Regions from separate parts of the Homo sapiens genome. Here region 2 is linked to region 1. The links are chromatin loops, found by intact Hi-C in ENCODE. Cell type or tissue: IMR-90. All regions are shown on one strand. Each heading gives the region's core, and the rest is flanking DNA. Links, peaks and the distances in the headings are about the cores only.

Region 1 (5,383 bases), core at 101-5,100:
CCATTGTTATACTAGTGTGAGTGATATTTCTATTAAAAAGCTCACTGGTGAGCCTGTGTTTTTATTCCTAAGGCAAAAGTCACAGCTGGATCCTAGCTGAAGCTTACCTCCCACGTTAGTGCCAAGCGGCTCACAGCAACGTTACTTAGTCCCATGACGATGGCAAAAAAGGAATTCAGATTTTTATACTCCTTACAGCTGAAACACAGGAGATGCGTGTTTGAGTAAAATGTTACTTCTGTGTGAGATAAAAAAAATTAGAGTTCTATTTTCTGATAGTCATTAATATTTGTCAGGGCTCATTTATGAGAACAGGCAATGATAGATTTAATGTACTGTAAAAGTTCCACTTGGGTGACCATGTTCTGCTGTTTGATTTCTCACTGTGTTTTTAGAAAGTTGAAGACGTTAGCCATTGAGGTTTGGGATCTGAGAAGGAACTTAAAGACACCTACCTTAGGGGTTGTTATTATAATCCCAAACTTGCTAAAAGCCTTGTTGGACCGAGAGGGAAATATCTCATGGGGTAAGAAAAAAAGTGAAGTGCCCTTGGAGATTTCTAGACCTTTAGCCTGAAGGTGGATATCCTCCTCTGGCAGCTTGAGAGGGCACTAAGGGAGTCTCACAGCTGCAGCCACCATGGCTTCTACCTGCCATGCAAATGCTACTTGTTTGTTGAAAAATATCAACTTATAAGGTGTGATCTCTATAGGCTGGGCACTCAATCTCAAGGAATTTTAAAGCTGAGAAGTAACCTAAACAACTGACCAAGAAATAACCTTCTCTGTGTTTTACTGACATCAATGAAGCTGATCATTTTGAATCTGTACTTACGCCATTATTAGCTTTTATGAATATATGTTTGGGAATGAGACATGTGGAAAAAAACAGAAATTCTTATTAGAATGGTGATGTTTAACACAGGTACTTGGTTTAACCATTTTTTAGAAAGAGAAACCCCAAACTTCTTCATACCAGGTCCCTGAAAAGGGAAAGAATTCATTTTGCAATACGCATAAATCCTTCATCCTGAATCAATATGGTTATCGAAATTGACCATATCATAATGAAATCCTGTTTGGATTAACATTTTTGAAAAAGACTAAATTGTTGCATTTGCTACCCATTGCAAAGGTAGCAAAGAGTAATTCTTAAATTGTCTGTGTGGAGATGGAGAACATATTTCAGAGAAGCTAGTGTGTATGGTCCCACTGGTGAGAAAGCAAGTGAGGCCTTTGGTGTGCTGGGACAATGGGTCTGAGTTCAGGAGCTGAAGGTTATTTAGAAGACACCTGGGGCTAAAGGCAGGTATACAATCGCATCTATGTGTTTGCCTCTGTCCTTTATGTGATCTTGAAAGAACAAATGCAGGGCTGTAGACCTGCCTTTCTAGTCACTGCCTTGTTATCAGCTAACTTTATTACCCTATGTAAGTCATGAAATTTCTCTATGCCTCCACGAATGTAAACAGAGGAATAAGAACATCTGCTTCCACCAACTTCACACAGTTCTGGGCAGGCAAAGAGCTTAAAACAAATATGTTGAAGTTCTCTAAAAATATAAAGTAAAACAGATGCTACTGTCACGAGGTTTCAACCTCATTCTTGTAGATCTCGGATTTAAAAAGTCTACAGTCTTCTTCAGCTGGGCTGTGTAAATAGCTTCTCTACAGGACGGCAAATGTAGCACAGGGCTTAATAATGGTTAAATAACATAAACTAATTTATACTGAAGGCCAAGTCCACCTACTCATTCACCTAAACAGAAGGGAGAGGGATAAGAAAAGCAAAAATATATATATATAAAAAAAAGTCCTGGGTGTTCTGAAAGGCTCTCCCATGTTGCCTCTGTAAAATAACAGGATCAGGCCCCAAAAGATTTTCTGGCTTCCCACATTTGTGTGCAGATTGCCTCTCTCTTCTTGTTGCATTGGGCACTGCCAGGCTAAGGTGAAGAGAGAGAGTGTGCTTCTTCTAACGGGAAAGCACATCTTGTCATAGTTTCCATAATCAGCTCATTCCAAATATGTGAAGGCATTTGTCCCTTGCCATAAGGCTGTGCAGACTACCAGGGAAGTGGCTATACTCTGAACCAGAAATTCACAGGCACCATTTTACCAAGCCTTTCTTAAAATAGCCAGCTTTGCCATATTAACAGATAGCAGCTTTTGAATCCAAGGGATTTGGTATTCTATTGAACCCTCAAGTTGTTGGCAAATAATTCCAGGCATCTGGCAAACTGATATCTATAAAATGTCAAGCAGCCTTTACTTCTTTGTTTAGCCCAGGAAATCAAACTCCATGTTTGATTTTGGGTCAAGAAAATTGTCTAGCTGGGGTCACTTGTGCTCTCAGCCTTCCTGTGTGCTAGAGCTCCCTGCATTTAGAAAGGAAAGAAGTCTCACAGCCATAGGCCACATTTAGCATTTTATTTTTAGCACTGTGGTGATACCAAAAACATGGAAGTAAACAGGAGGTTGTCAGGCATATCTAAATAGCAGGAGAAGATTAAATTCATGTCAGGGAGAACTCTAACTGGCCCCTGTAGTAAAAAAATTGTTTCCCATGAAGTGCTGTTTAATAGAATATTTATAAGATAGATGCTTCTTTTTCTGATGTTTGTAGTGATGATTTTCATGTACCAGGTTAGCTCGCATGCATTTTACCGATTTAATTCTGTCTGGGCTGGATGTGCTGCTGTACATGCATGCTGCACTGCCCTCTACTGGTGAGAATGTGTCATGCTGGACATTGACTTCAAGATCTTTTCAACTGAACTTTCGAAGTATAAGGGAACTTGGTTTACGGAAGGAATTTTAAACTAAAGGAGGCAAAACCGTCTGAGTAGAAAGCAAAGAGCAAAGAGAGGTCACAACTTCGACTCCAGCATCAGTGCTGTAAAGAAGTTAATTTATCTATTGATGTTAAATGCTACAAAATATAGGAGAGATCCATTACAAGAGTTTGGTTATTCCTAAGACCCTGTGTTTGGCCCTCTAGCAGTTCCTAGATCCTGCTTTTCTTTTTAAGGTGTAGTCTAAGAAAACAAAATGAAAACACAGCTCAACATTTTTTTTTCTCTTTCCAAGCTAAATATACTTACTGGGCTGCTATCTTAATAAATTTTTTTAATAGCTGAACACGCTTGCTGAGCTGAGAACAAAGGCAGATCTCAGTGACGACCCAAAACTGAATTTCATTAAATCTCCTCAGGAACAAATCCAAGTTTGCTGTGGTCTTTTTAAAATTATGCCTTCCAAATGTGTGATAGATTAGCTCCAGCTAGAAAATAAAGGAAAACAATTTTGCTTATTTTTTTTTAAATCAAAACACCAGCAGGTTTCTCTATTTGTCAAGACAGTGTTTTACTGGTCAGCAAATGTGAAGTCAATCAGACTTGAAGGGCTTCCATGAGGTTTGTTAAATATATAAATATAAACTAGGTTTTACTGGCTTAATATACACAGGAAGACACGGCATACTGTAAAGATTTTTCTTTAATACTCAAAGGCTTTATAGCATGCTTTATTTATAAGCTCAGTATGCAAAAAAATGGTCATGTGGTTTCCATATTGTAGCACATATTAGCACTTACAAACTAAGCAATGCCAGCAGCCTTTATCCTTGCTATCTCAGCTACTAACACATCTGATCCTGCATCTTACCTCATGCACGCAGTTGAAGAGTTCCCAATCATAAATTGTCATCTGGTATGCTAAATCTTTGGAGCTCATCAGTTCAAAAGTTCCCACTGTTCCAACAGTTGGGCCTTCCTGTTCTGGTAAGGGAGTCTATGAATAATAATGCAAAAACATATCAGAAACTCAACACAGACAAGTATTTAGCACTAAAAGCTTTCAGGAGTTTCTGAGGGGAAAGGATTCTGGAGATGGACGCTTTCAGGAATATCTGGAAACTCTGAGGAGAGATGCCTCTGCTCGCAACGCTAGTTGCTTTAGTGTCGTCTGTAAGTCACCAATCATCATTACCATCAATTCCACTGACTGAAAAATGTGAACCGCGGCAAATAAGATTCAGTGAAGAGTGACCTGCAGAGGTTCTCTTCTCTCACACTCAGGCCTGGGAGGTCCCTGGAAACTCTTCTTTTCCCTGGTAAAAATGGAAGAAGTCCTGGGAGACCTTTTTTCTCCTATTTCTCACTGAAGCTGCTGTAAAGCAGGTAACGGCATGGCAGTTTGGGACGTTCATCCACAGTGCTACTTCCTGCTGCCGGTGGCCATGGTAACACTGCTGCCTCTCCATCTCTTGGGACACACTGCCTGGGGTCATGAGGGAATGGAAAGCTCTGTGAACTGAGGTTACACATGATGTCTGATCCCTCTACTCTTGGGCAGATGTTGAGCTGAGGATGTTATTCGCATGGTTATGGTGTTTTGGGCTAGACATTAGAAAGCCAACGTCTGCTACTTTCTGGAAGACCCCTCACTAAAAGTTTCCATCTGACTTGCTTATCTCAGTTTTATTTTATGAGAAATGATCTAAAGTGTTTTTACTTAGTGAGATGAATGATATGCATATATAGGAAGCACACGTATAATGCAATAGATTTATATATAAATAGGCAACACACACATTACAAAGTTCCAAAAGTCACAAAAGTGGCTGGCACAGTGGCTCACGCCTGTAATCCCAGCACTCTGGGAGGCCAAGGCGGGTGGATCACCTGAGGTCAGTAGTTCAAGACAAGCCTGGCCAACATGGCGAAACCCTGTCTCTACTGAAAATACAAAAATTAGCTGGGCGTAGTGGCATGTACCTGTAGTGCCAGCTACTCGGGAGGCTGAGGCAGGAGAATCGCTTAAACCCAGGAGGCAGAGGTTGCAGTGAGCCGAGATCGTGCCACTGCACCCCAGCCTGGGCGACAGAATGAGACTCCATCTCCAAAAAAATAAAATAAAATAAAAAATAAAAACAAAATGATGCTAACTATATTTAGATACTATCCATGTCAGAAGTCCTAATATTATACAAGTTCCATCATCATTTTCATCATCATCACTGTATTCTACAAACTCCCACTGCATTCTGGGCACTAGAGAAATTACATGTTCTGCAGGTAGACGGTGCTTGCATTTGGAAGTTTACAGTCTAAGAGAGGACCAAGCAAGGTTACAGTTGAAGGGAATCAACCCTGTCTGGCCCATACAGCACTCCACAGAGGCAGCATCTGCTGCTGGTCCTTATTTGCAGGTATAAAGGGACAGAAGCAACAACACATGTGACACCCAGGTACAGAGATAAACAGGAGGGGAACATGAATGAATTTTTGGGAAGTTATTGGGTATTTGGAATGAATGTGTGGTCTGAACAGGATCTTGAAGAAGCTGGGCTTTAAAAGATGAAGCAGACAAGCTTGGGCAGGT
Region 2 (5,383 bases), core at 283-5,282, 420 kb before region 1:
CTGTAAGATTACCTAGTGACTAGCATATTCACGAAACCCTACAGGAAAGGGAACAGCCGCTCTTTCCTGAGTATTGACAAATAAAGTTGATGCAATAAAAAAAAGCAAAGACTTTATTTGGAACAATTAGACAATGCTAATGACAGAGCCCTAGGTTGGTTTTCCACGAAGCGCAATGCAATTTGTCCGACTTAGTTAAGGAATATGATAATGCCCTAATTATCTGTCTAAGATGTGCCCTGGATATTACAGAGGAGACAAAGGATAAAGAGTGGCAAACCATGAATTATCCGAAATAATCCATATTGTTAAAGGTTGGCTCCTGAGAAAGTCTGGTCACTGGCAGCTTTCTCATTTGCCATTCATCTATTGTTAATTTCATCTTTTGTATATATTCAAATTTTTTCCCTGGGTTAACATGTGTTGGGAGAATGTCTCTTCTTGTTCCCTGCCATTGTAGGAGGCATGTTTTTTTGCAACCAGCAGCTTTCCATGCCTTTCTTTTATTTTGGTAACTGGACGTAGAGTGGGCCAAGAAAGCATCAACCCACTGCTAATTAAACAGATTTATCCAACTGGATATTGTTAGGAGAATTTAAAATATAAATTGATGAGTGCTTGTTTGGTGCCATTTGAAGTAAAAACTGAAAGGATTTATGGGCTGAGAAGAAAAAGTCTCAGTGTCTCAGATGAAAGCCAGAAAATTTAATGAATTTAAATGTATCCCACCAGGGTGGCCATATTTCTTCTCACTGTGAGACACTGATGCCTCTCAAATTAATGGAAGCAAATTACTATCTTAATCTGACAAATCTATCACTGTTTTATCAAATCAGTTTGCTGGCTCTCAAATAGATCGGGGGAAATAGTAGAGGAGTATCAATGGACTTCTTTCAAAAGAGTCGTGGGCACCCAATACTCTAAAAGACCGTCCTGAGCTCTGCTGTCTTAGACTCACTTCCTCAGACAGAGGTCTTTATGCAAAAATACCTGTAGGAACAAACTCTAGGCAATACCACACTCGAAGCCCACAGAGGGCTGGACCTCTGCCAGCATTTTCTGTCTGTTGCTCTACCTTTTCCGACATAATGAATCTGTGGCCTCCAGAGAACATTTACGAGGACTGTGAACACAGGACGCCTGTGGGGAGACCTGGCTCTCCTGAGCAGCTTTCACTTTATATGCGAGCTCCTTTGCAAGCCAGACCCCCATGCAGCCTGTTGAGAAACCACATTGCCATAACTAACCCGTCAAGTAAATTCTACCACCCCATGGTGGAAATGCTCAATGTGTCTACTCCAAACCTTCTTTGTGGAAATACTTGTGCCATTTATTTGGAGGCATCCTATAGCAAACCGAAGCGTTGGGGATTCTGTAGCCATGTGGAAATGCATGTGCTTCTGTACTTACTTCCATGATGACAGAAGCCAACCACGTAAGTGTCACAGAAACACTGCCATCTCTGCTTCTCTGGCAAATTGGACAATTAAGGCTTATTTCCTACAAGTATGTCTTTCTTTCTTAAGTTGTGTGTTCTTAGTACTTAAAAATGTTTTGATAGTTAGCCCATTAAATATTACCATTCTGGAGGTGGAATTTGCTTTAAAATGTTTCTTTTCCCTTTTTTTTTTCTTTTTTTTTTGCTTCTGCTCTATTCATATACTCTTTCATATTTTCTTTCCTTCTAGTTTTTCTTCTTTTCTTCAATACACTCTCCTTCCTGCCTCTTTCGGAAAAATCTTCCTGTCTTCTTGTCCTTCCTTCCTTCCCTCTTTTCCTTTCTCATTTCATTCTGTTTTTCTTTCTAGTATTTTTTCTACTGCATTTTTCTGAGTTAAGAATAAATCTAATTACTACGATTTTTTAAAAAGATAATTATTTTAAAGCAAACTATTAACTGTTCCTGTAAAAAAATGGTCTGTTACAATAAGCTCTGTGTTTACAGTTTAAAATTTATTTTGGAATAATCAGTGTCTGCATTTGTAAGTTCTGTTCATTTCTCTCTCTTTGGTATTGTACTAATAGCCACTTCATTATCATTTTAAATAATTCTTTGGTATAATTCATTATTAAATGTTGTTTTGAGAATTGTTTTCTCCAAGACTATTTTATTACCATCATGAAATTCATTTAATTAGTATGCTTGTAAAATTAGTACAAATTTTAAAAATAAAATGTAGAGATGTTACTAAGACTCGTTGCTTTAAAATATACTGCTGTCTTTTGGCGGGGAAATCTCAGAACATGAATAAAAATATTAAGAGTATATATGTTCTTCAATCCAGGAATCCCATTGCTAGGACTTTATCCTAAGGAAATACAAATATGGCAAGCATTCACCACTAGAATATTTGTTACAGCACTGTTTATAATAGCTATAAAGTGGAAATAACCTCAATGGCCCAAAACTGAATACTGGCTAAAAAAGTTAGGGTCATCCATTATATAAATTATCATACACCTGTTAAAAATTATATTGTAGGCCGGGCACGGTGGCTCACGCCTGCAATCCCAGCACTTTGGGAGGCCGAGGTGGGCGGATCACGAGATCAGGAGATCGAGACCATCCTGGCTAACACGGTGAAACCCCGTCTCTACTAAAAAATACAAAAAAATTAGCCGGGCGTGGTGGCAGACGCCTGTAGTCCCAGCTACTTGGGAGGCTGAGGCAGGAGAATGGCGTCAACCCGGCAGGCGGAGCTTGCAGTGAGCCGAGATCCCGCCACTGCACTCCAGCCTGGGCGACAGAGCGAGACTCCGTCTCAAAAAAAGAAAAAGAAAAAAATAAATATACATATATATATATATATAGTAGAAGAATATTTTTCATCATATGAGAAAATGTTTTGAGTATATTTTGAAGTAAATAAAACAGTTTACAAAATAAGATACATGTTGTGATCTCAGTTTAGTAGTACATTGCCTCTCACCTCCAAATCTACTTTCATGACCTGTTTTGCTTTCATAGGCTGGACCCTTCAAGCATTTTTTCCTTTGCAGCGAGAATGAGGTTTAGCTTGTCGGTAGAGGGCGCAGGAGAGACACTGCAGGAGGAAGAAGCTACCCCACGAGCCCCGCCCAAGGTTCCCGGACGTCCGTCGGACGGCCGTTGTTTTTCTACTTGCTCCTAGCGCACCACTGCCAGAAGCCTCTGCCCCTGCCACACACCCAGAGCATGCAGTTTCTCTGCAAGTTCTCAGAGAGCCCCAGCCGGTGACCCCCAACAGAGACACCACTCACCCCGGGCCTCTATCTGTCCTGCCAACAAGATGACTCTTTGTGCCCTGGCTGTCTCTGAGGACCTGCCCTGCAGACATATGTTCCCCCTTTTCCCTGCAACCATGCACCAGTTCTGTCTCAGGCAGCCAGGAGAGCTCCACCATTCAATGGAGCTGAGAATCTCTTTTCCCTCACTGTCTGAATCCGTCGTGGGGAAAAGGACCTCCTTCAAAGTGGTTCCTCCCGATTTTCATCCTCAGCCCTAGGATATTGTTTAGAGCATTGTTTTCACCTTCCTAGTTAGGCCTACGTTATAGTTAACAATTATTTATAATAAATTTTCCCTGTTCAAATTACTGTGTGGTTTCTGTCTCCTGATTGGCCTATGACTAATAAACATGTTTATGTAGAAGAGAGGAAAAAAAAGACTGAAACAAAAAGCCAAAACGTTAACAGTGGTTAACTCTGGGTAGTATAATTAGAGGTTGTTTTTATTCTGGCCTTTGTGATTTGCGATATTTTCCATAATATTTTGTAAAGAGCTTTTATTTCATTTACTTATTTTAGTTTCTATTTCTAAGACTATTGTGCTACCTATTTACCTGTGTAGCAAACCTGCATATTCTGCACGTGTGTCCCGGAACTTAAAGTAAAATAAAATAAGATTATTGTGCTAGCAAAAGTTGAGTCTTGATAGTATATGTTGTTGCTACAAAATTCAGATTCAAAACCAAAATGATCGTGTTAGTTTGTCTTTTCAGTGAGCAAATTGGGTGAAGCTTGCCTGACAGTGGGACCACACAGAGCCATGTAATTCCTACTAAGAACTGGCCTCTATACAGGGATCACCCACTCTCAGCTCCCTGAACCTTGGGTTTTAATGTCTGAACTCTGGTTTTAAAGTCAGCCTTTTAAAAAAATTTTTTTCTTATTTAACTGAAATTGCTGATCTCTGTATCATTCCAATTTTAATATATGTGCTGCCAAAGTGAGCACTAAAGTCACCCTTTTAATGCAAAAGTATTAAGAACTGTTTTTGTAAATAGTACGGCGATTTTTTTATTTTTATTTTTATTTTTGAGACAAGGTCTCACTCTGTCACCCAGGCTAGAGTGCAGTGGCATGATCACAGCTCACGGCAGCATCAACCTCCCAGGCTCAGGTGATCCTCCCACCTCAGCCTTCCTAGTAGCTGGGACTAGAGCTACAGCCACAGCCACACGCCACCATGCCCAGCTAATTTTTTGTGTGTGTGCGGAGATGGAGTTTTGCCATATTGCGCAGGCTGATCTCAAACTCTTGGGCTCAACTGATCCACCTGCCTTGGCCTCTCAAAGTCCTAGGATTACAGTTGTTAGCCACAACACCCAGACCAATGATTTTTAAGAGTACTATATTCATCTTGAAAAATACATCATGCAATGTTATTGCAGCCTTCTGCTTTTTAGAGAGACATTTCTATACAAATAGCAAATTGGCTTGTTGCTGTTTCAGCAGAAGTACCACTAATGTAAGAAGGAAGCCATGGTAGGCAAAATTCAAAGATAGCTTTCCAGATACTCAGCCTGCAGTACACACTCCTTCTCCCAGTTATTCAATCAAACACTGCCATGAAAGGATTTTTGCAAATGTAATTAAGGTCCCAAGCCAGTTGACCTTAAGATAGGAAGATTATCCCAGCGGGCCTGACATAATTATATGAGCCCTTTAAAAGTAGAGGATTTTCTCTGGCTAGTTGCAAAAGAGGATCAAGTCAGGTTGAGAGCCCAAGGGGGATTCAACTTCACCATGTGTGAATTTTGAAGATGCAGGAAGCCAAGTGGTGGGGAATGTGGGCAGTCTCCAGGAGGTGAAAACAGCCCCAAGCTGACAGCCAGAAAGGGAACAAGGACCTCAGTCCTGCAGCCACAAGGAACAGAATTCTGCCAACAATCTGAAAGAGACTGGAAGCCCAGGCCTCCAGATTAGAATACAGTGACTAAAAAGCAAACATTGGATCTAGCTGGATGCCACTTATTTTCCAGTGTTCAGTGACACAGACTATAAGCCCCTTGAAGGTACAACATATTCCTTGGGATTATGACCCTTAATTCCCATACATCCATATGGTTGTCCTTGTTGAATAACCCTTCCCCACTACCAACACACACAGTGTTCTGGATTA

The links. Peaks named below come from ENCODE experiments on the same cell type or tissue, not always from the same donor. Only the 100,000 strongest peaks of a DNase experiment are listed, where the experiment ranks them.
Region 2: it touches region 1 in a loop (9-fold over the local background); 15 of 110 quality-filtered maps call a loop at or near these places.

Annotation. Positions count from the first base shown.
Region 1 is chr2:173,024,979-173,030,361 of GRCh38, reverse strand. RAPGEF4 (Rap guanine nucleotide exchange factor 4) reads right to left here. Exons shown (of 31, transcript NM_007023.4): 24 at 3,665-3,790; 25 at 3,103-3,281; 26 at 108-198. Among named protein-coding and RNA genes, the nearest start is that of MAP3K20, 48 kb to the left of the region's middle. In IMR-90, for the core only: CTCF peaks have their summits at 1,642 and 2,711 (motif pointing left); DNase peaks (open chromatin) are centred at 1,511 and 2,701; H3K27ac peaks cover 1,217 bases.
Region 2 is chr2:173,447,023-173,452,405 of GRCh38, reverse strand. No RefSeq gene overlaps it. Among named protein-coding and RNA genes, the nearest start is that of CDCA7, 95 kb to the right of the region's middle. RefSeq lists an enhancer at 1,076-1,145. In IMR-90, for the core only: a CTCF peak has its summit at 3,015 (motif pointing right); a DNase peak (open chromatin) is centred at 3,045; H3K4me3 peaks cover 186 bases; H3K27ac peaks cover 260 bases; H3K27me3 peaks cover 590 bases.